Regions from separate parts of the Homo sapiens genome. Here region 2 is linked to region 1. The links are chromatin loops, found by intact Hi-C in ENCODE. Cell type or tissue: CD4-positive, alpha-beta T cell. All regions are shown on one strand. Links, peaks and the distances in the headings refer to the core of each region. The heading gives the core; the rest is flanking DNA.

What was found. A loop is a pair of places that touch in the nucleus more often than their neighbours do. Peaks named below come from ENCODE experiments on the same cell type or tissue, not always from the same donor. Only the 100,000 strongest peaks of a DNase experiment are listed, where the experiment ranks them.
Region 2: a loop joins it to region 1, with 12 times the contacts of the local background. A loop is called at or near these places in 7 of 110 quality-filtered maps.

Annotation. Positions count from the first base shown.
Region 1 is chr3:170,806,244-170,817,401 of GRCh38, reverse strand. The region is part of intron 2 of LOC105374211 (a long non-coding RNA gene); the gene reads right to left. Among named protein-coding and RNA genes, the nearest start is that of RPL22L1, 58 kb to the left of the region's middle. In CD4-positive, alpha-beta T cell, for the core only: CTCF peaks have their summits at 5,014 and 5,215 (motif pointing right); a DNase peak (open chromatin) is centred at 5,251.
Region 2 is chr3:169,856,185-169,867,342 of GRCh38, reverse strand. LRRC31 (leucine rich repeat containing 31) reads left to right here. Exons shown (of 9, transcript NM_024727.4): 2 at 5,530-5,673; 3 at 6,615-6,782; 4 at 10,471-10,638; 5 at 10,840-11,007. Among named protein-coding and RNA genes, the nearest start is that of LRRC31, 8.2 kb to the left of the region's middle. In CD4-positive, alpha-beta T cell, for the core only: CTCF peaks have their summits at 3,553 and 3,754 (motif pointing left); a DNase peak (open chromatin) is centred at 3,752.

The DNA of each region.
Region 1 (11,158 bases), core at 3,041-8,040:
CAATGAACTCTTTCTAGAAAAGCTGATTCTCTCTGTGTTTATAATAACTTTCATCATACCCCCCCGAAGAAGAAACTGAAGCTCAAAGTGGTGAATTAACTTGCTCTGAGTCTCTAGCAGCAAGAGACCAATTTGAGAATCACATCCAGGAATCTAAATTCCATGCTCTTTCTGCCACATCATGTTGCCCTTAAAAAATTACATCCATCTTTTTGTACTCATGTAACTGATTTTGATTTTATTTTTTTGCTACATGGGGCTGACTTGGCTCCTCATTTTCAAAGAAGCTTGCCAATAAAAGTGCTCCCCGAACCAACAAACAATAGTTGTATTTTGATCAGATATTATAGGTGTGTCTGAGACACAGCCCAGGAGGAATGTGGCTGTATCTATTCATCTCTTTATAAATATTGATGAAGAATGGTAAAAATGTTTTAAAGGAAACTTTATCTGAAGGAGTGTCTTGGAACGCAGCTGCTTCTTTCCATGTCTTTCATATTTCTTACCCCTGGCACTGAAATCCAAACACTGAAGGGTGGGCCACATCCTAGGGTTTGTTTATGACTGTGGCATCAGCAGTTCTGTATTGGGTTGGCTTTGGGGGAGGGTGGCCCCAGCAATTACCATTGGCATACCTGGTCATTGTCCCTGAGCTGTGACAAAAAAATAACACGGTAGCTCCACAGAGGGAGTTCTGAGTTGCAGATAATTTTATGAACGCCCTTTATTTCAAGGATATGAGAAAAGAAAAAGCCCATTTTGTAGCAAAGAAAACTGAGGTGAAGAAACATTGCTTAGCTTGCCTGAGGACACAGTAACACTGGCACATGTTGGAAGGGAAGTCAGGCCTTCAGGGGTGTGTTACTCTGGGGCCTGCTCCACTACTCATCATTTTCCTTTATTAGTTTCTCATTTAAAAGTTGAGGACAAAGAAGTATGCACAAAGAGGTTTCTCCTTCCTTAGTTACAACAGCAAAATTGAAAACAATTTAAATGGCCAACAGTAGGAAATGTTTAAGAGAAAAAATGTGGTCTATTTATTCTATGAAATATCTAAATATTAAAAACAATAGTTAAAAAATAGTTTGTAATGACTTGGAAAATGCTTTAGTAGAAATTTAGTAGAAATTATCTTTCTGCTGCTTTTTCATCTTCTGGACCTCTGAGCCCATGGTACTCAAAATGCAGTCCTCCCACTGGCCAGCAACATCAACTTCGAGCATGTGAGAAATGTAGAATCTCAGGCCCTAGCGCTGCTGAATCAGCATCAGCATTTGAGCACCATCCCCACGTGATTTACATCACATTAATATTTGTACCTATCTGAGTAAGGAGTCTCAAAGATTCAGTCCTCAGGCAACTTCTCAACTCTGAATACATCTGTGCCTTAAGTTAGTGATTCTGGTGGCATGTTAAGTTTGGTTAAGTTTGGCATGTTAATGGTGGCATTCTATTGCTCTGGGATGTGGCCATGGGGCATAGCACTTGTGTAAGTAACTCAGATGTTTCAAAAATACAGATGAGGTCAAGATCTACCATCTGTGTCAGTGGTGCCCAAACTTTTTGGCACCAGGGACTGGTTTCATGGAAGATAATTTTTCGATGGATGGAGAGGCAGATGGGGGATTGTTTCAGGATGAAACTGTCCCACCTCAGATCATGAGGCATTAGAGTCTCATAAGGAGCACACAACCTAGATCCCTCCCATGCACAGTTCACAGTAGAGCTCCTGCTCTATGAAAATCTAATGCCGCTGCTGATCTGACAGGAGGCGGAGCTCAGGTGGTAATATGAGCCACGGGAGTGACTGTAAACACAGATGAAGCTTGCCTGCCGCTCACCTCCTGCTGTGCCGTGTGGTTCCTAACAGGCCACAGACTGGTAAAAGTCCTCGGCCCGGGGGTTGGCGACCCCTGGTCTACATGATTTCCCCTGTGATACAGTTTTAAGCAGAAAATTCATGATACCAAGTTGTAGGTTCTATGTGTTATTAACTATGGAAAAATGCATACAGAAAAAGACTGGAAGAAAATATACCAAAATATTAATCATTATAAAAATTGAGCTGGGTCCAATGGCTCAGGCCTATAATCCCAGCACTTTGGAAGGCGAAGCAGGTGGATGGCTTGAGTCCAGGAATTCAAGACCAGGGCAACATGGCAAAACCCCATCTCTACAAAAAAAGTTAGCCAGATGTGGTGCTGTGTCTGTAGTCCCAGCTACTCGGGAAGCTGGGAGTTGGGAGGATTGCTTGAACCCAGGAGATTGAAGCTGCAGTGAGCTGTGATCACGCCACTTTACTCCAGCCTGGGCAAGAGAGTGAGGCCATCCAGAGAGAGAGAGAGGCAGAGAGAGAGAGAGAGACAGAGAGAGAGAGAGATGCATTCTTTTGAGGAGGAGTTGGTTTCTTCATATTTTTCTTTATAGTGGTCATAAATCTCAGGCCACAGACTCAGATGTGCAAGAGACATTAACTTTATTCTTTCATACGCCAACTTAATTTCTACTTAGTTCCTCAATCTGCTTGTGGTGAAAACTTTTCAGTCACTTCAGAGGGACCTCTGTCAAATCAAGTTTTGCTCAGTCAAGCTGCCACTAACCTATGGCATCATTGTGCAAATTAGAAAAAGATCCCCTTCCAGGAGGGTGCAGCCCCGCGCCAACACAAACTAGATTTCTGCCTACACCTGCTTCTTAAGCTAGGGGTCCCTGTGCAGTGAATAGTATGCATTTCTGTGTATGGTGGTTCTGGGGACAGCTAATGTAGGACCCCAATTCTTTATCCAGCATTGCAGGTAAATTCCAAGAAGCTTTCAGGTGGCACTGGACTGAATAGAGAGAGGCCACGGAGGGCATAAAGTCCCTGTAGCCTTCATCACTGACATTGTCCTTGCTAGTGTGCTCTGATTCCCATTAGGTCACCAAGGGAATTGGCTGAACAGACTAAGCTTTTTTGGGCTCGGCTCTCTCTCTAGACTTCTAAGCCCCTCTGGGAAATAACTGGCTGCTCCATGAGCCTCCGAGGGAACTCCATGAGATCACCTCAGCCTTGTCTGCCTGGATAGTCTTTGCAGCCATTCTTTAAGTTACATTTGGGGAAGCTGCATAATGGCTGCTGCCCTCCTGAACTTCAGTCACATGCCCCAAAGCTTCTATTCTTAGATATCTCAAACTTTCTTATGAGTTTTTTTTGCCACCTCTCCCTTCTCTAAGAATGGCTGGGGGCTAGAGGAGGAATGGGTAGGACATAAAGCCCTTCCTCAGTGCTATTCTTTTCTACGCAGGGGATCTGTTCCTCTGGGGTAGGCAAACTGCCTCTTGTATCATTTTGTACTCTTCCAGTCTATTGCTTATCCATGGGCTTCATGTCCTCCTCTAAGATTTACAAATCAAAACTTTGACTTAAGGCATTTCCTCTACTTTTCTCTAGTTTCACTCTTACCTGGCTTAGTGAGACGTAATGTTTTTGCAGGTGGTCTGATGTCTGTTATTAAAGGGAAATGCAAGGTTCACAGTGAGAACCCGACACTGGTTTTAGCTCATTCCTTGCAGGAAGCCTGATTTTTCTCACTCAATTTTGTTGGTCAAAATTTAATGAAGGCTGTAAAATCCAATGCAGGATGAGAAACACAACATTCATTCCTGGGTACTCATAGACATTCATGGAGACACTTAGGAGCATCACTTGGGTAGACAGGAGCACGTTCTTCTGCCTGACTACATCTTCCCTACTGAAATGCTGGTTTCGAGTTCACATACCCAGAGATCACTGAAAGCCAGGCACTGGGGAATGGCTAGTAGGGAGAATAGTACAGGGGAAAACACTTCACCCGTGGGTATTCACGAGCTTCCCCAGGAGTGTTTTTAGATCAGAAGACAACTGGTGAATTTCCAGGAACAGCTGCTTCAGTGCTGCCACATCCGTCAGCTCTCAACACGTGTTAGTGTCTGTCCTCCCTCCTTCTTTGGAATTTAGAACTGTGCCATGGTCTGGTTGCAGGAATCTCATTAAAGAGCTTCCCTTTCTGTATTAGTTTGCTAGGGCTGCCATTAACAAAATACCAGAGACTGGATGGCTTAAACAACAGAAATGTGTTTTCTCACAGTTCTGGAGGTTGGAAGTCCAAGATCATGGTGTGATCAGGTTGGTTTCTGGTAAGGCCTCTCTTCCTGTTCTTTGTAGACAGCCACTTTATTCCTGTGTCCTCACATAACCCTTTTTCTGTGAGCACGCAAGGAAAGAAATTTCTGGTGTCTCTTCTCCTTCCTATAAGAACCCCAGTCCTTCAGATTATAGACCAACCCTTAGGACCTCACTTAATCTTAATTACCTCCCTAAAGGCTTGAACTCCAAAAACAGTCACATTGGGAATTAGGAGTTTAACATCAGAATGGGCTTGGGGACTGGGAGAGTAGTTCAGTACTTTAACGCTTTCCCTGACAGAAAATTTTGTGATCACCTACTACATGTTGGGCCCTGTGCCACATGCTGGGGATAATAATTTATAAAAATGTTTCAACCCCTGCCTCAAGGAGCTCCTCCTCTGGGGACTGAGTCTGCAGCCATCAGAGGAGTGGGGTCACAATGAGATGTCTGGAAATGGACCTCTGTGGTAAGTGGGGATTCCTGCATGGCTTTTGCTATGATCGTATCTCAAGAAAGCAAATTCTGCAAATATTCTGAGTGGGTGGTAGTAGAGCTATTTTCTTGATGTGGCAGAGTCGCATACAAAAGCCCTTAAAGGGATCAATGAGACGAATTTCTGAGCTAGTCTGAAACAAGAACTGGGGATGAACTTTGGCAATTGGGCCAGAACTTAAACACAGGATTTTGCTGGGGTCCCAAGGTTCTGCCCATTTGGGACAATCTCTTTCACATGCGCCACACCATTCCCCTTACCACGCCAGCAGATTCAAAGAGGCAGCTTGGTACGTTTTGGTAGGTTTTGGGAGTGAGAAGGCCTGGGGTGGGGGTTGCGGCAAGAGGAGAGCAGCAACCCCTCTCACATTATCAGCTGTGCAGAACCAAGGAGAACCTAAGAAGATCCGCCAAACAGAAAAAGCTGAGATTATGCTTCACAGACCCAAAGACTTTTAAGCTCTTTATTAGCTGCAACAGAATCACCACATGGCAGTACAAAAATGTTCTTGAACTTGACACTTGAACTTGGCTGCAACCCTGCTGGTAAAACTTAGTAATTAGGCAAACAAAAAGCTGGGGAGTGCAATTACGGCCATTGAACCACTAGGGGGCACTCATGGTTTCTCATTCAGAAGAGGAGAGGGGAGGAGGAGGTTATAGGGCTATGGCTTAGGGTGGGGCATTCAGTGTGGTATTGGAGAGGGATGAAAGTTAAAGCTGTTTTGTGTGTTTGTTTTTTGGAGGGAGAGGTGTTAAAGACCTAGTTATTTCGCTAATAATATAGTATGCATTAACCTGGCCTTGACTTCTGTGAAGCTAGCGGGCCCAATAGACTAGCTGGTGGAGAGTTCTGGAGTGTGACATCCCAAACAAATAATTGTTCACTTTAAGATAACTTTCTTTCGTGGGCATTAGAAAAAGGGCATGTTTTGCATCACGAGGGAGAGCGTTTTACGCGCATGCACACACATACTAAACAGACACACCTACTGACTTAAAAACATCAACACACTGTCTGAATATTGCTTCAGGTTGGAAAACAAGGTTGCATCCAAATTGTGTCATCTTTTCAAAATACAGCTGGAGAGAAAATGCTGCCTATATTTCAGGGAGCTTTTAAATTTCAGTGACATACCAGTCTAGGCTGCCAAAAGCTAGAAGAACATGAGTCATCAAGCTAGGTGCACTGATCATAGGAAACACCAGGTCTCAGGCTCCAGCCATCCCCTATCCTCTTCCCTACCCCTACACAAATTTGTGGCTTGTGGCCAGTACCAGGATTTGCTGTTAGTCCCCATGTTCCCGGGGCCTCCTTTCCTCTAAGGTCTTCCAGCCATTGTAACTGGCTTTCTTCCCTTTTATACCTAATAGAGAACTGCTGAGGGCCTTCTTCTTTGTATTTGGGATTATCGGATCAAAAGATTGAAAGTGTGATTGCCAGGTTCTCCCAGAGCGTCCTGCATCCAGATTTGCCACCCTCATCTCATCTGCAGGAGGTGACAGTCAGAAGCAGAAGTTAGACCATGGGCAAGGGCCCTAAAATATTCATTAGGCAAAAGCAAGAAAGCTTGCCTGCCATTGGGGCAGGTGTTGGGCTTGAAACGTTCAGTGTCATTATCTCATTTAATTTTTACAACAATCTGCCAGTTGCTATTACCACCTCCATTTTACAGATAAGGAAACCGAGGACCAGAGAAGCTAAGTACCTTCATATAGATCTGGGATTTAAATTCAGGCATTCTGACTTAAAATTGAATGTATTTTTTAGTCCTAGCTACAAAGCCACTGTCTACCAGAACTACTTGAAATCTCCTTCCCTTTTCTCTGGCTTCTCCTTGTAATTGAGGATCTTACATTGGCAATGGTTATATGAATGATGACGATGATAATTACAATACCAGCTAACTTTTACTGATTACTTACTATAGGCCAAGCAATGTGCTCAACACCAAACTTTTATATCTTCAATTCTCACAGAAAATTTACCGTGAAGTTAGTATTTTTACTGCCATTTCATAGATGAGGCACCTGAAGCTTAGGAATGTTAAGAAATTTTTGCAAGATTACACACCCAAGTAGAGCCTGGTTTGGAACCTAGGTCTAATTGCCCCTAAGCCCGAGTATTTAAACCACTATGCTATACTGTGCATAGGGAGATAATTGAATCTATGGAGAAATACTCAGGGCTATAGTACTACTAATCAGACCTTTAAAAACTGAAAGAATAGTGAAAAGGGGTATAGTCATATCTTTATGTGGCATGGTATAATGATGAAGCTGGAAAAGAGTGCTTACATTCTAAAACAGGAAGCTTTCTAACCTTCCCTGCTTAGAAAAATAATCAACTCTGATTATTTCCATGTATTCTGTTCTTGAATTGGAAATTCCAGGAGTCTGGTTTTAATTGCATAGGAAGTCAACCTGGACTGTTATTGTTTGTCAGGAGTCTGTTTTATCATTTTTATGGTCAAGCAATGGACTTCATCACTAGGGATTTAGTTCATGTGTGTTTCTGTTTCAATGGATACTATCAAGTAATTAAGGTTGAGGGAATGAATGGCTACTTTATTGCTAAACGCTAGCATCTGGCTATAAAATGAGGAAAGAGGGAGTGGTCAGGGGAAAGTGGAAGTATGACTAACACTGAACTTCAGTTAATAGATCTGGACACATTGAACCTGAGTAAATAGGTCTGATATTCTCCTGCTTGCAATGCTGGGGATGAAGTAGATGAGCTCCTTCTCACCAGCACCTTGAAAAGAATCAGATATTAAACTAGAACTCAGCAACTACTCAGTATTATTGGAGTAATATTTTTAAACCCAAAGCATTTGAGTAGTTCCCTAACAATATTTCAAAGAACAAACAAAAAGATGTGTTCATCAGCAAGGTCAGATGTGTATCATCTGAATGCCTGCACTGTGAATAGCTCTGCTAATTGGTGAGCTGAGCATGAAGTGACTTGGATGATTAATTAAGGAGATAGGCCTTGAATAGGACGGAGGTGCATGGCCATTGTTGAGCACCTAAGGCAACAGCCTAAGGAGGAAAACTCACTGAAATTCCCTAGGTGGCAGCAGTGAACAAGGCGTTAGAAGGCCCCGAGGATGTGACAGCTCAGAGAAGGAGTATCTTCTAGGGGTCCAGGAGAAGCTGGATTTGCCATCTGGTTTAAGATTTTGAGGTGGGTGGAGATGGGTGTGGGAATGGGAGACAGTGTAGCACAGCGAAGAGTTAGAATCAGTAAGCCTTCTTAGTCCAGCTCTGCCGATCACTGGCTGTGTGGCCTCGGGACAACTGTTCTGTCAGCAACCTCCACCCACCCCCATTTCCTCCTCCCACAAATGGGGCTAGGTGAGGTCATCCCTGGGTACCTTTTGGCATTATATGATTCACAATTTGATGATGCCTCTGGCATTTTCATTGCACTCTTTACAATGAAAGAACTTGATTACCTTGGTTGGGACGTGGAGGAGAGGGTTGTATGTGTGTATTCCAGAGAGATGCATTATGCTACTGTCTTTTTAGCAGTGTTCTCTGTCTGGAGAATATGCTGATCTTTGCAAACTAGAACAATATTGTTGTCCTACCATTAGCGCAGGTAGGTTTTATATGGTTGACATAATTCGCTCACCTATCGCGCACTCTCAACCGTACGCCCTTGCAGTCCCGCAGCTGTGCTCATAAGGGACAGAGCTTTTTAGCACTCTCTTCCAGCCAACTGAGTTTTTGGCTATGTCTTGGTAGTTATAATATCTTTGTTCTTTTTACGTGGTGCCAGGCACTTTGTTAAGCCCATAATACCTCACAAACATACAGCTCTTTTATTCTACCTTCAAGTAGCTTTTAATTATCTTTGTTTAAACAAACCAATCTCTCAAACCCAATTCACCTTAATAATAACTAATATGTACAAATGTTTATTATGTGCCAGGCATATATGTGTGTCCTGAATATGTTATTCTATTTAACCCTTAAAATAAGCCTATGGATTAATACTAGTACTTTACATTATCTGTAGATGGAAATTGAGGCCTAGAGAGGTTAAATAACTTGCCCAAGGCCACAAGACTGATACACAGCAGAACCAGGGTTTGAACCCAGGAAGTCTGTCTCTAGGATCCTCCAAGACACTGCACTTGAAAAAGGGCTAGTGATTTATGCACATGGCTTCTTTTCTTCTCCACTAGATTAAATATAGGTTTTTTTGTTTTTGTTTACTTTTTCAATTTGTTAATTTGCTACAGAGACACTGTATTAGTTCGTTCTCACACTGCTATGAAGAAATACCCAAGACTGGGTAATTTATAAAGACATGAGGTTTAATTGATTCACAGTTCCGCATGGCTGGGGAGCCCTCGGGAAACTTATAATCATGGTGGAAGGCACCTCTTCACAGGGCAGCAAGAGAGAGAATGAGTGCCAGCAGGGGAAATACCAGACATTTGTAAAACCATCAGATCTCATGAGAACTCCCTCACTATCATGAGAACAGCATGGAGGAAATCACCCCCGTGATTCAATTGCCTCCCACCGGGTCGCTCCCACAACATGTGGGGATTATGGGAATTACAACTCAAGATGAGAACTGGGTGGGGCCATAGCCAAACCATATCAGACACTCTGATTTAATTTTGTTCTCTTCCTAGGATCTATAGTTTGGGAATGTCATCACAATAACAAATCCCACCACCACCTCACTAAGATAATTTGTCTCCCCACTAACATTTATTTTAAAAGTCTTTTTTTTTTTTTTTTTTTTTTTGAAACAGTGTCTCGCTCTGTCACCTAGGCTGGAGTGCAGTGGCACGATCTCGGCTCACTGCAAGCTCCGCCTTCAGGGTTCACGCAATTCTCCTGCCTCAGCCTCCCGAGTAGCTGGGACTACAGGCACCCGCCACCACGCTTGGCTAATTTTTTTGTATTTTTAGCAGAGATGGGGTTTCACCATGTTAGCCAGGATGGTCTCGATCTCCTGACCTCGTGATCCACCCGCCTCAGCCTCCCAAAGTGCTGGGATTACAGGCGTGAGCCACCGCACCTGGCCAAAAGGTTTTTTTAAACCTATAGTAGAGGTTGGAGACAGTTATTTTTTGTGTGAGTTTGTGTGTATGTGTGTGTGCATGTGATTGCCAAGGAAATAGTCGCTGAAAAATGGAGAAACACCTTGATGAAAAAAAGGCAGACGCCTTTGGCAACACGTTGCAGGGTATCTGCCAGGGGAAGTTATAAGGATACAAGAAAAGAGATCCATGGCTTGAATGAGTTATTTGCAACAGGGCACAGAGATGAGAAACAGTGAAGAAGACACTGAACGGCAGGAAAGTCAACTGTGGAGTCAAAGGTACCCTCTTGAAAGAATACAGCTGGAGTCCAAGGTCACACTGCAGGAGCCCCAGTGAATTTTTCATGGCTAACTGGAGGACACTGACTGTACTTCTAAAGTTTTTTTTATCTTGACTATAGGATAATTGGTCTACTTTATAGATGTCTCTTATTTAATATTCTTTGGAGAATTTCTCTGTGGAGTTAGACTGGTATCACAAATTAGTGTCTCCATTTTTGAAATGGAGTAAATGAGGTTTGAAATGATTAAGCTACTGGTCTGCAGCTCACCACAGCCTGATGTTACCAGGAAAATAGCTCTTCATTCTGGTGGAGTTTCCTCTCCTCTCTATTCTATCTTCTTCCCTGAGTTTCAGCGAAGACTCAGGTGTTTATGTGATGTCTGTCTGGGGCCAAGGTAAGCATGGAATATGGTTTCTGCATATTTTGTTCAGTATTTGTGCATCTCAGAGGTGTTCCAAATTCAGGCTCAGAGCCAAATTTGCCACTGGCCATTGGCTTCAGTTTCTCCAGAGGAGGAACTCACAGAATAGCCAAAGGTTTTCATTCCTCAGGAATTTAAATAACAATCTATCTTTGTTCATCAGGGAAGAAAGAAGCAAAGACTAATCTCTCAGCTGTGGGAGTTTATTACTTATATGTCACCATGTGGAGCACACTGTCCTCAGCTCAGTGATACTTGGCAAGTCAACAAAGTTTTTCTCCAGCATTGAACTGTTTACGTTGCACCTATTTTGACTGAAGGCTCATGCTATGTGCTTCCTCCACAGAGCCTCTCCCAGAGTTGTTCCTTGAAGGACGTTGGTAAAAAATACATATTAATCACAGGAACACCTGCAGTGCCAGAAAGGACTATAATTGGGAATAAGTGCCATTTGAGGTCTGTCCTTGCCTTCCCCAGTGTCTTATCAATACCCTAAGCCTTTGCTTGGGAGAGAGAGATTTCAAGTTTTCTGTTGATTTACTCTCATCTAAATGCTTGAGGGAAAACTCTTCAGTTCTAGGGGCAGTTGACTCAGCTAGGAGACATCACTTGACCTTCACCTTATATAAGATATCTTGACTTATTCAGGGTACTTTGAAATACTTGGCAATAGGCCAGGCGCGGTGGCTCACGCCTGTAATCCCAGCACTCTGGGAGTCCCAGGTGGGTGGATCACAAGGTGAAGA
Region 2 (11,158 bases), core at 1,849-6,848, 950 kb after region 1:
GAGGTTTCAGTGAGCCAAGATTGCACCACTGCGCCACTGCACTCCAGTCTGGGCGACAGAGCAAGACTCTGTCTCAAAAAAAAAAAAAAAAAAAAAGACTCCATCTCTAGAAAATAGTTTAAAAATTAGCTGGGCATGGTGGTGCATGCCTGTGGTCCTAGCTACTCTGGAGGCTGAGGTGGGAGGATCGCTTGAATTTTAGAGGTTGAAGCTGTGGTAAGCCATGATTGCACCACTGGACTCCAGGCTGAGTGACAGAGCAAGACCCTCAAAAAAAAAAAAACAAACAAACAAACAAAAAAAACCCATGGCCAATTTTCTTTCTGAGACAGAAAAAAAAAAAATCAACCCATGGCCGATTTTGTTTCTTTCTTTCTTTTTGAGACAGAGTTTCGCACCGTCACCCAGTCTGGAGTGCAGCAGTGTGATCTCGGCTCACTGCAACCTCTGCCTCCCAGGTTCAAGTGATTCTCTTGTCTCAGCCTCCCAAGTAGCTGGAACTACAGGTGTCCGCCACCATGCCCAGCTAATTTTTTTGTATTTTTAGTAGAGAAGGAATTTCACCTTGTGGGCCAGGCTGATCTCGAAGTCCTGACCTTAGGTGATCTGCCTGCCTTGGCCTCCCAAAGTACTGGGATTACAGGCCTGGCCAGGAGCCACTGTGCCTAGCCAATTTTATATCATTTATACCTACCCTCCCTTCCATCAGATTGTTTGCCATCAAATGCCAAAAATAATACAGTTTTAGCAGCAAGTAGATTAAATGTATTTTAAGTATGTTTTTATAAATAGGAAATTAAAGTCTGTCTTTAAAAGAAAACCATCTCTATCAGAAAATTGTTCATTTTTGTTCTAGAGTGTGATTTAGAGCATCAGGAAAGAAGATAATGAATAAATGTAATTGTGATTAAATTAACAGTGCAAAACCAAGCCGGGGTCATCCCTGCTGTGCAACACTGACCACCCAAGCTGCTTGGTTCTTCATTTCTATTTCTCCCAAAATTCTATGGCTCCTGGAGTCATGTTAATTCTGTCCTTAAATAGCTCTCCCACCTGGTTCTTCCTCTCCATTGCTGCTGCCTAGCTCTCATTGTCTCTTGCCTGGACCACAGCAATAGCTTCCTAACTGGTTTCTCTGCTTCCAGTCTTGCTCTCTTGCCAATCTGTCCTCTACACTGCCATAATGCTCTTTCTAAACCACAGATATGGTGGTGTCTCTCGCCTGCTTAAAATCCTTCACTGAGTTTCTCTCACCTATATTCCCAAGCATGGCCCTCAAGGTATTAGTGATCAGTTGGATATTGGATATCTCTTCATGACCTTTGCCTTCTCCCACCTCCCACCACAGCGCCGCCCTCATCCTCTACGTGTGGCCCTCTGATTTACTTATAATTCCCTGGACTGGCCACATTCTTCTCCCATCCCCAGCAAGTGGTTCTTTGTGGCTAGAAAGATGTTCCCTCGTGTCACCATCCTCCCCTGCAACCCCCCGACTTATCCCTCCCTCATGTCCACCCACCTGGATGACTCCCACTCTTCCTTTAAGGTGCAATCCAGGCACCAGTTTCTCTTGGAAACTTCCCAAGACCCTCCTCCCCGACCTGGAATCACCAGACTTGAGGTACTTATTGTCACTGAAGTGTGGAACCACACACCCCTGCGTGCCTCCACTTCTCATCTATACGGTAACGGTGGCTTTCTTGCTGTCTCTTTCATTAAACAGGCAGCTCTTTGAAAACAGGAACTTGTTATGTTGGTTCCTGGTACAGTACCACCCATGTTACCAATGTGTAATAATGTTTTATGAGTGTCGAGAGTTTTGGTTGACAAACCTTGACAGATTTCAGTCGGAAAGGAACTTAGTGAGAGCACTAAGAACCGAGAGCTTTGTTCAGAGCTAACACAGCTAGGAAAAGGCCTCAATCTCCACAGAGCGGCTCCTGTGTGGTTACTAATGCGCCCCCCATGGGTGCCTCCCACCCCACTCCAGCCTAGCTGTAGCAGCCCTGACTCACTTGTTCTACACACTGAGCTGTGACATAAGGTATCCTGTGAAGAGAAGGCTTCATATAATTTTTCTTTTTTTTTTTTTTGAGATAGAGCCTTACTCTGTCGCCCAGGCTGGACTACAGTGGCGCAATCTCGGCTCACTGCAACTCCACCTCCCGGGTTCAAGAGATTCTTGTGCCTCAGCCCCCTACTAGCTGGGACTACAGGCACCCGCCACTACACTGGGCTAATTTGGTTTCATAGGTTTTTTTTTTTTTGAGATGGAGTCTTGCTCTGTTGCCCAGGCTGGAGTGCAGTGGGACAATCTCGGCTCACGCAACCTCTGCCTTCTGGGTTCAAGCAATTCTCCTGCCTCAGCCTCCCAAGTAGCTGGGATTACAGGTGCATGCCAGTACGCCTGGCAAATTTTTGTATTTTTAATAGAGACGGTGTTTTGCCATGTTGGCCAGCCTGGTTTTGAACTCCTGACCTCAGGTGATCCACCTGCCTCAGCCTTCCTAAGTGCTGGGATCACAGGCATGAGCCACTGCACCTGGCCGGTTTCACAGATTTTTTAAAAATTGAAATACATGATCTGTGAGGAGATGTCCAGGGGTCTCATAAGTTAGTACTCACATTTATATTTAAGTGTTTTGATAAAGATTTATCATGATGATTTATTTTGGTAATTGAGGAACTGTAAAACCAATATTCATTCATTCAATTGTTTGCTCATTTAACAAATATTTACCAAATACCTCTCAGGTAAAAGGCCCTGCAGATTACCATGTGCATAGGAGGTTCCAGTAAGTTTAAATCACGATGCTCTTGAGAAATGAACCAGGCATTTCATAGATGAGTAAACCAAGGCTCAGAGAGGTTGAGTGACTTGTTCCTCAGACAGACCTGTGATTTGGATCAGGTCTTTTGACTGTACTGCTTACTTGTCAGTCACATCAAACATGACAGAGCACCCAGTGGGATGTGGACTGAGAAGAGATTTCTGCGTCTGTCAGTTTGTAGGTTATTGTTGGTGACCTTTGAGAAACAATGTATTTGGATAGAGGAGTGTAGCAACCAGAAGGTAGAGGGTTAGCTTGTAAATGTGGGGAAGGAGTTGGGCCAGCAAGTGGAAACCACTCTTTCCAAACATTTGACAGTAAAGGAAATGCTTGACAGAGCAGTGTCTTGAGGAGAAAACAGAAGAGTGGGTTTGGTGGGGCTGGAACTTGAGGATGATTGTAGGTCGAGATAAAAAGCTTAAAAACAAAAGAGAGACAGCAATAAGATGCAATGCAGAGAAATTTTTTAAAATACAAAAATAACACACACACACACACACACACACACACTAGGCTTTGGAACAAACTATTCTGGGTTCAAATTCAGGCTCTGCTTCTTCCTAATTAATCGTGTCTCTAAGTTTCCAAATCTATGAAATGGTTTGTGACTCGTTTAGACAAAATGTCCTGTACTTGCTGGCACCTAAGAGGCAGTCCCTCCCTGTCTCCCATCCACAATTCTGCTCTGCCCCACCCAAAATTAGGGTTGCCAGAGAAAATACATGCAACAGTTGAGGCATACAATAAAACAATTCCTTGTCGATTTAAAATTTAAATTTAACTGGGCACCCTGTTGTTGTTTTTCCTAAATCTGGCAACTCTACCCAAAATTAAATGCCTTGTGTCCAATGTGCCATAAAAACGGAAGGCGAGAGTGAAAGGTTAAATGGTGGATGCTGCTGCCTCCTACTGGTGAAATGTGGTAACACCAAGCATCCCAACAAGGACGCGTATCCTACGTGTGGTTTTCTTAGACCAAACAGGAAGCCACAAGACTGCTGTGGATTACAGGTGTAGTTTTTATTATCCTGCTAATCATTTGGTCTAAATTTATTACTACTGCAAACCTACTATCTTTTAATTTTCACAGGTACCAATGTATTTCTTCTTAGCTATGTTGTCTTACACCTTTTTGTCAGGGTTAATAAAATATTACTGCTCATTCCAGAACTTATTATTTCCTATTGGATTTCAATATACATAATCTATATGTTTAAAATTGTATATTTCACTTACAAAATCACTTTAAAATCACTGTCAGTACATGTATATTCATTTTTCCTTAGAAAAGTATGATGTGTTTTATGTATGTCTTAAATGCTGGCACCTGGCCTGCCATGGTGACTCATGCCTGTAATCCCAGCACTTTGGGAGGCCGGGTAGGTGGATCACCTGAGGTCAGGAGTTCGAGACCAGCCTGGCCAACATGGCGAACCCCTCATCTCTACTAAAAATACAAAAATTAGCCGGGCGTGGTGGCAGGCGCTTGTAGTCCCAGCTACTCGGGAGGCTGAGGCAGGAGAATTGCTTGAACCTGGGAGGTGGAGGTTGCAGTGAGCTGAGACTGTGCCACTGCACTCTAACCTGGGTGACAGAGTGAGACTCCATCCCCCCCAACAAAAAAAAAAAGAAAGAAAAAAGAAATGCTGGCACCTGCAAGTAGGCAAAGAACGAGTACATAACAGGTGCTCAATAAAATGATAGCTTTTATTATTATAGTGCTATCTTTTTTATTTATTTATTTATTTTTTTTAGATGCAGTTTCTCTCTGTTGCCAGGCTGGTGTGAAGTGGCACAATCTCAGCTTACTGCAATCTCTGCCTCCTGGGTTCAAGATATTCCCCTGCCTCAGCCTCCTGAGTAGCTGGGACTACAGGTGTGCACCACCACGCCCGGCTAATTTTTTGTATTTTAGTAGAGACAGCATTTCACCATGTTGGCCAGGATGGTGTTGATCTCCTGACCTCATGATCCACCCGCCTCAGCCTTCCAAAGTACTAGGATTACAGGTGTGAGGCACCGTGCCCAGCCACTAGCATGTTATTACAGTGTTATTACAGAGGAAGCTAGTGAGGGTGCCACAGTAGTCCCTAATAACAAGGAGGACAGACGAGGCTTTCCAAATTCACTTTCTGGCAGGAGTTGAGAAAAAGCAAAAGCTCTCCCAGGCCTAGTTTCTCTGGATTTGTGTTTGCCAATTGAATGGTCTAGAAACTGACCGGCAAGAATTCCACTTACTCCGTGTGGCCATTTGCAGCTCCTTGATGGTGATTTCAACGCTTTCCCTTCTTCACCTGTTTGGTTTGAGGAGGCAAGTATCTCTGCTTCCTCCCTAGCAGTTGCATCCACCAAAGATATGCGTGCCCTTCAAGTAAGCAAGCATCTCAAAAGCCGGGCTGACAGGTTTACTTCTCACCCAGGAATGCAGCTCTGTCTTCATGCTGAGAAGCCCAGGTCAGGTCATGATAGAAAAGCCACTGCGTTCCTCAGGCTCCTGAAGCAGTGTCTGGGCACCTGGCGGCAGGAACAGTGGTTAGTTAAGCTTTGTCCCTAGTAAATGGCTCTGCCTCTGAGTTGAGGTTTTTATAAAAGAGCAATTCAGAGTTATGCAGTCTTTTCACTTGTCTGATTGTGGTCATTATGCATCTTTAATACATCCATCATTAACAGCAAATTCTTTTTTATGCTTATCACACAGCTAAGCCTCTCAGTTCAGAAATGGAATGGAGATCCAGTATGGAGAAAAATGAGCATTTCCTGCAGAAGCTGGGCAAAAAGGCTGTCAACAAGTGTCTAGATTTGAATAACTGTGGATTAACAACAGCGGACATGAAAGAAATGGGTCTGTATGCAGCAGACTTTGCATAGAGGAAGATAGGGCCTTTCCATTGAGATAAGCAGATAAAACATACTCAGCTACCCACCTAGTAACCCCAAGTCTGCTGAGTGGTCCCAGACAATTGCAGAAACAGCATCGCTTTTTTTTTTTTTTTGAGACGGAGTCTCGCTCTGTCACCCAGGCTGGAGTGCAGTGACGCATCTCAGCTCACTGTAAGCTCCGCCTCCCGGGTTCACGCCATTCTCCTGCCTCAGCCTCCCGAGTAGGTTTTTTCTTTTTTCTTTTTTCTTTTTTTTTTAAGAAAAAGGCCAGGCGCAGTGGCTCACGCCTGTAATCCCAGCACTTTGGGAGGCCGAGGCGGGTGAATCACGGGGTTAGGAGTTGAAGACGAGCCTGGCCAAGATGGTGAAACCCCGTCTCTACTAAAAATACAAAAGTTAGCCAGGCGTGGTGGCGGGTGCCTGTAATCCCAGCCACTCGGGAGGCTGAGGCAGAGAATTACTTGAACCTGGGAGGCGGAGGTTGCAGTGAGCCAAGATCGTGCCACTGCACTCCAGCCTGGCGACAGATCGAGACTCCGTCTGAAAAAAAAAAAAAAAAAAGGAAAAGAAAAACAAGTTAATTGATCCTTCCTCAAGTTTTGAAGACTTCAGCTGAGTTTAGGAAAAGAGGCTGTATGAAATCTTACAGACACACTCCTGCATTTTCAGACTGCAGTTATTTGGCAGAAATAGAAAACATCCCAAGAAATAGCAAATGTAAACATCACAATTTCTCCACTTGTACAGCTGAGGGCTCCCTGCTTTGCCCAAAGTCAGCGTGCCTACCACTGTCTATTCTCTTACAGTGTAAAACTATATCCTGTGTATGTAAGCATTGCATTTTATTTACTACAAATCACAAGTCACATACACATATCTGTATTTTCTTCTGTTCACTTCTAGTTGCCTTGCTGCCTTTTCTCCCAGACTTGGAAGAACTGGATATCTCCTGGAATGGTTTTGTAGGTGGAACCCTCCTTTCCATCACTCAGCAAATGCATCTGGTCAGCAAGTTAAAAATCTTGAGGCTGGGTAGCTGCAGACTCACCACTGACGATGTTCAAGCACTGGGTATGATGAATGCATTTCTTAAAAGATGGATTCGGCCGGGCGCCGTGGCTCACAGCTGTAATCCTAACACTTTGGGAGGCTGAGGCTGGCGGATTGCCTGAGCTCAGGAGTTCGAGAACAGCCTGGGCAACATGGTGAAACCCTGTCTCTACTAAAATACAAAAAGTTAGCCGGGTGTGGTGGTGGGCTCCTGTAGTCCCAGCTACTCAGGAAGCTGAGGCAGGAGGATCGCTTGAACCTGGGAGGCGGAAGTTGCAGTGAGCCGAGATCGTGCCACTGCACACCAGCCTAGGTGACAGAGTGAGACTCCATCTCCAAACAAAAAAAAAGAAAAGAAAAGAAAAAAAAGAACAAGGCTGACCAGGTCCCTGCTTTCATGGAGTTTATTTATTTATTTATTTTTATTTTTATTTTTTTGAGATGGAGGCTCACTCTGTTGCCCAGGCTGGAGTGCAGTGGTGCAGTCTCGGCTCACTGCAACCTCTGCCTCCCAGGTTCAAGCAATTCTCCTGCCTCAGCCTTCCAAGTAGCTGGGATTACAGGTGTGAACCATCACACCTGGTTAATTTTTGTATTTTTAGTAGAGATGGGGGTTTCACCATGTTGGCCAGGCTGGTCTCGAACGTCTGACCTCAGGGAATCCACTCACCTTGGCCTCCCAAAGTGTTGAGATTATAGGTGTGAGCCACCGTGTCCAGCCTCATGTAGTTTCAATGGAGGTTACTGTAAAACATGCTTACACTGGGTCTGTTACTTCATGTGTAAAATAGAGGAGTTAGAGTAGACAAGAATTAAGTTCTTTTACAATTCCAAAAGAATACTTCTCTCTTCTATTTTCCCACCCACATTTTGAAACATTAAACAAAACAAGATTTTTAAGTTAATAGTTTAACTAGAACTAGAACCTCCATTAAGTTAGTTTCATAGGATTAAATTTGTACACAGTCATTCTACTTATCCAACTGCTGTACTAAAATGCTTGCTGGTTTATTAGATGTCTTTGATACTTTTTATTCTTCTTTTGATGTAAAGTTTCTTATTTTCATGACTTATTTTAATCCTTTACAGCTATTTAAAGATTTCTGTAAAAACAACACATTTTATGCCAAATATCTCCGCTTGTCAGTCTCTCCCTGGAAATGGGGGCAGCTGACGTCCCCCGGCCCATGCCTCCTGTAGCTGAGGAGAAACATTACACATCTCAGGTTGGCCAGATCCTACTTCAAATCCTAGTGCCTACCCGCCCCCCCGGCCTTTTTTTTTTTGAGACGGTGTTTCATTCTTGTCACCCAGGCTGGAGTGCAGTGGTGCAATCTTGGCTCACTGAAACCTCTGCCTCCCAGGTTCAAGTGATTCTCCTGCCTCAGCCTCCCAAGTAGCTGGGATTACAGGAGTGCACCACCATGCCCGGCTAATTTTTTGTATTTTTTTGTATTTTAGGCGTGCACCACCATGCCTGGCTAATTTTTGTAATTATTTTGTATTTTTTTTATTTTTAGTAGATCCTACTTCAAATCCTAGTGCCCATCCCCCACCCCCCCCCTTTTTTTTTTTGAGATGGCGTTTCATTCTTGTCACCCAGGCTGGAGTGCAGTGGTGCAATCTTGGCTCACTGAAACCTCCGCCTCCTGAGTTCAAGTGATTCTCCTGCCTCAGCCTCCCAAGTAGCTGGGATTACAGGCATGTACCACCATGCCTGGCTAATTTTTTTGTATTTTTAGTAGAGATAGGGTTTCACCATGCTGGCCAGGCTGGTTTTGAACTCCTGACTTCAAGTGATCTGCCCGCCTTGGCCTCCCAAAGTGCTAGGATTACAGGCGTGAGCCACCATGCCCAGCCTCTAGTGCCACTTTTAACTAGCTTTGTGAACATGAACAAATAATTTAAATTTCTGAGCCTCGGTTTTCTTATATCTGAAATAGGGATAACCTCCCTCTCAAAAAATTGTTGCAAGGATTAAACAATTTCTGTAAAGTGCCTACTGCATGCCTGGTGCATAATAGTTGCTCAATAACTGATAGTCCTTCTTTCTCCATTCTGTCATCTAAAACCACCTTTCTGTGGGTTTACATGATGAGTTTAGCCCCACATTAAGCAGCTGGTTATCATGTAGCAGACTCACAATTTTAACATACCATTACTCAGGTGTGAAAAGACAACTTTCTTATTTTCTGTGATTAACCTGATCTTTTTCCTGACCCTCCATCCTTAGAAAACAAGAAAATGAAATTTCTGCCCTGGGACCTGTTCCAAACTTACCTGGTTGAGGAGGGAGTCTGCACTGTTGTTGTTCTGATGTTTGCGCCCTTTTCCCTCTCCCAGAGTTATTTCTTCTCTGGAAGGACTTCTGCATCCTCTCCCATCAGGAGGGGCTTACCTATCACCCATACTCTATCTTCTTCACTCAACCTTAATGCAGATGGGGTATAGGGAAAATAAATGGTTTCTTGATAAGAGAACATAAATCAGAAGGCATTTCAAAATTGTTACACCCATTATAATAGTTTAGTACCGAGTGGCAAATGCATGGCACTCCAGTACCATGACCACTGCAGACATAACTAATCAATCATGAGCTCTTTCTCCCTGAGCCTGGGGAACACCTCAGGGCTATAGAAAGTCACCCCCAATTGACTGGTAATAGCACAAAAAATGATGCCTGTTCATTGCTGGCTTAAGATGCTATAACTCCTGGGGAATACGCATTTTAGCATGGGGTTCCTGGACTTCTAAAACCTTAATCCATGGAATGAATAAACCATGGTAGAAGTTCAAACCCAGGGACAGGTAGTAAAGAGGGTTCTAGATACAGGGGACTTGCCAGAATGCTTAATTGTTTGCACATTGAGAAAGTACATTTTCCATGTATGTGTCTACCCGCAAGGCAGTGAAAATCATTCCTAAGGACAGATCTGTTTGGTCACTTCTCCTATTCTCTCCCAGCCTCCACTCTGCAGCCCTGGGAGCTTTCCAGTGTGTAATGGTTTCAGAAATGTTAGTTTTCATCCCTGTGTCACTGCACCCTCCTTTACCCCTTAAGGCAGCACGGCTGTTATAAGCTTCTAGTGCCTGATGCTCTATTATTAGTTTCTCTCTGTAGTGGTCAGTTCAGGTTGCATGTGATATTCCTCATATATATATATATGTATATGTATATGTGTGTGTATGTATATATGTGTATATATATACTTGTGTGTGTGTGTGTGTGTGTGTGTATATATATATATATATATATATATATAGGCATGTGATATTCTTGACATTGGAGAGAGCTTTACCTCTGTGGTGGCCAGTTATCTGCTTTGCCTCACTTCTATCCCTGGTCAAACTTCTCAGAAATGCTGATCCCAGAGAGAGGGGCTAAGGGAAAGCAGATGAACCACCACAAAAGCAGCTTCCTAAAACCACCCTACCAATAGGTGGATTTTTCTACAACAACAATTGTTTAGCTCATACGCATGGCTTCAGAATTTTGGAGGGATTAGAATGACTGTGCCTGTAAATCTAGAGAAGCACGCCCTGCTATGAAGGAATTGGGTTCTTTCCTTCTCTCTGTTCCTCGGTGCCAAACAGGACAGTACCTGGCCCAGTTTCCACACTCCATTAATCATGGTTGTGCTGATTCTGAAATGAATTCCCTGCTTTTCTGACTAGTGACCAACAGAATTTTCGGGCCATTTGTTAACAGGAGAAGCATTTGAGATGATTCCTGAACTTGAAGAGCTAAATTTGTCTTGGAACAGTAAAGTGGGAGGAAATTTGCCTCTGATCCTTCAGAAGTTCCAAAAAGGGAGCAAGATACAAATGATTGAGCTTGTGGATTGCTCCCTCACGTCAGAAGATGGGACATTTCTGGGTAAGTGGAATTTGAAGAGAAAAAAAAAAAGTGAAGATGCCCACTGGATAGCTTGGGAAGTTTGCTGTGTTTTGTCTTATTCTGAATTTAAAGAAGGGTATGTAGGAGGGGAGTGGAGTTTTACGTCACGATATCCCCAGGTGATGTAAAACTCCACTCCCCTCCTACCTACCCTTCTTATTTGGATTTCTTTCCTTCTAGGTCAACTGCTACCTATGCTGCAAAGTCTCGAAGTACTTGATCTTTCCATTAACAGAGACATTGTTGGCAGTCTGAACAGTATTGCTCAGGGATTAAAAAGCACCTCAAATCTGAAAGTACTGAAGTTACATTCATGTGGATTATCACAAAAGAGTGTCAAAATATTGGGTGAGTTAACAATGGCTGGATTTAAGATTACATGTATAATTATATATGATATACATATAAATATATATATTGAAAAGTTACTAGGAAATATAGCAAAATATAAACAGTGGTTGTGCTGGGGAATAAGATTATGGGTAATTGAAATCTCCTT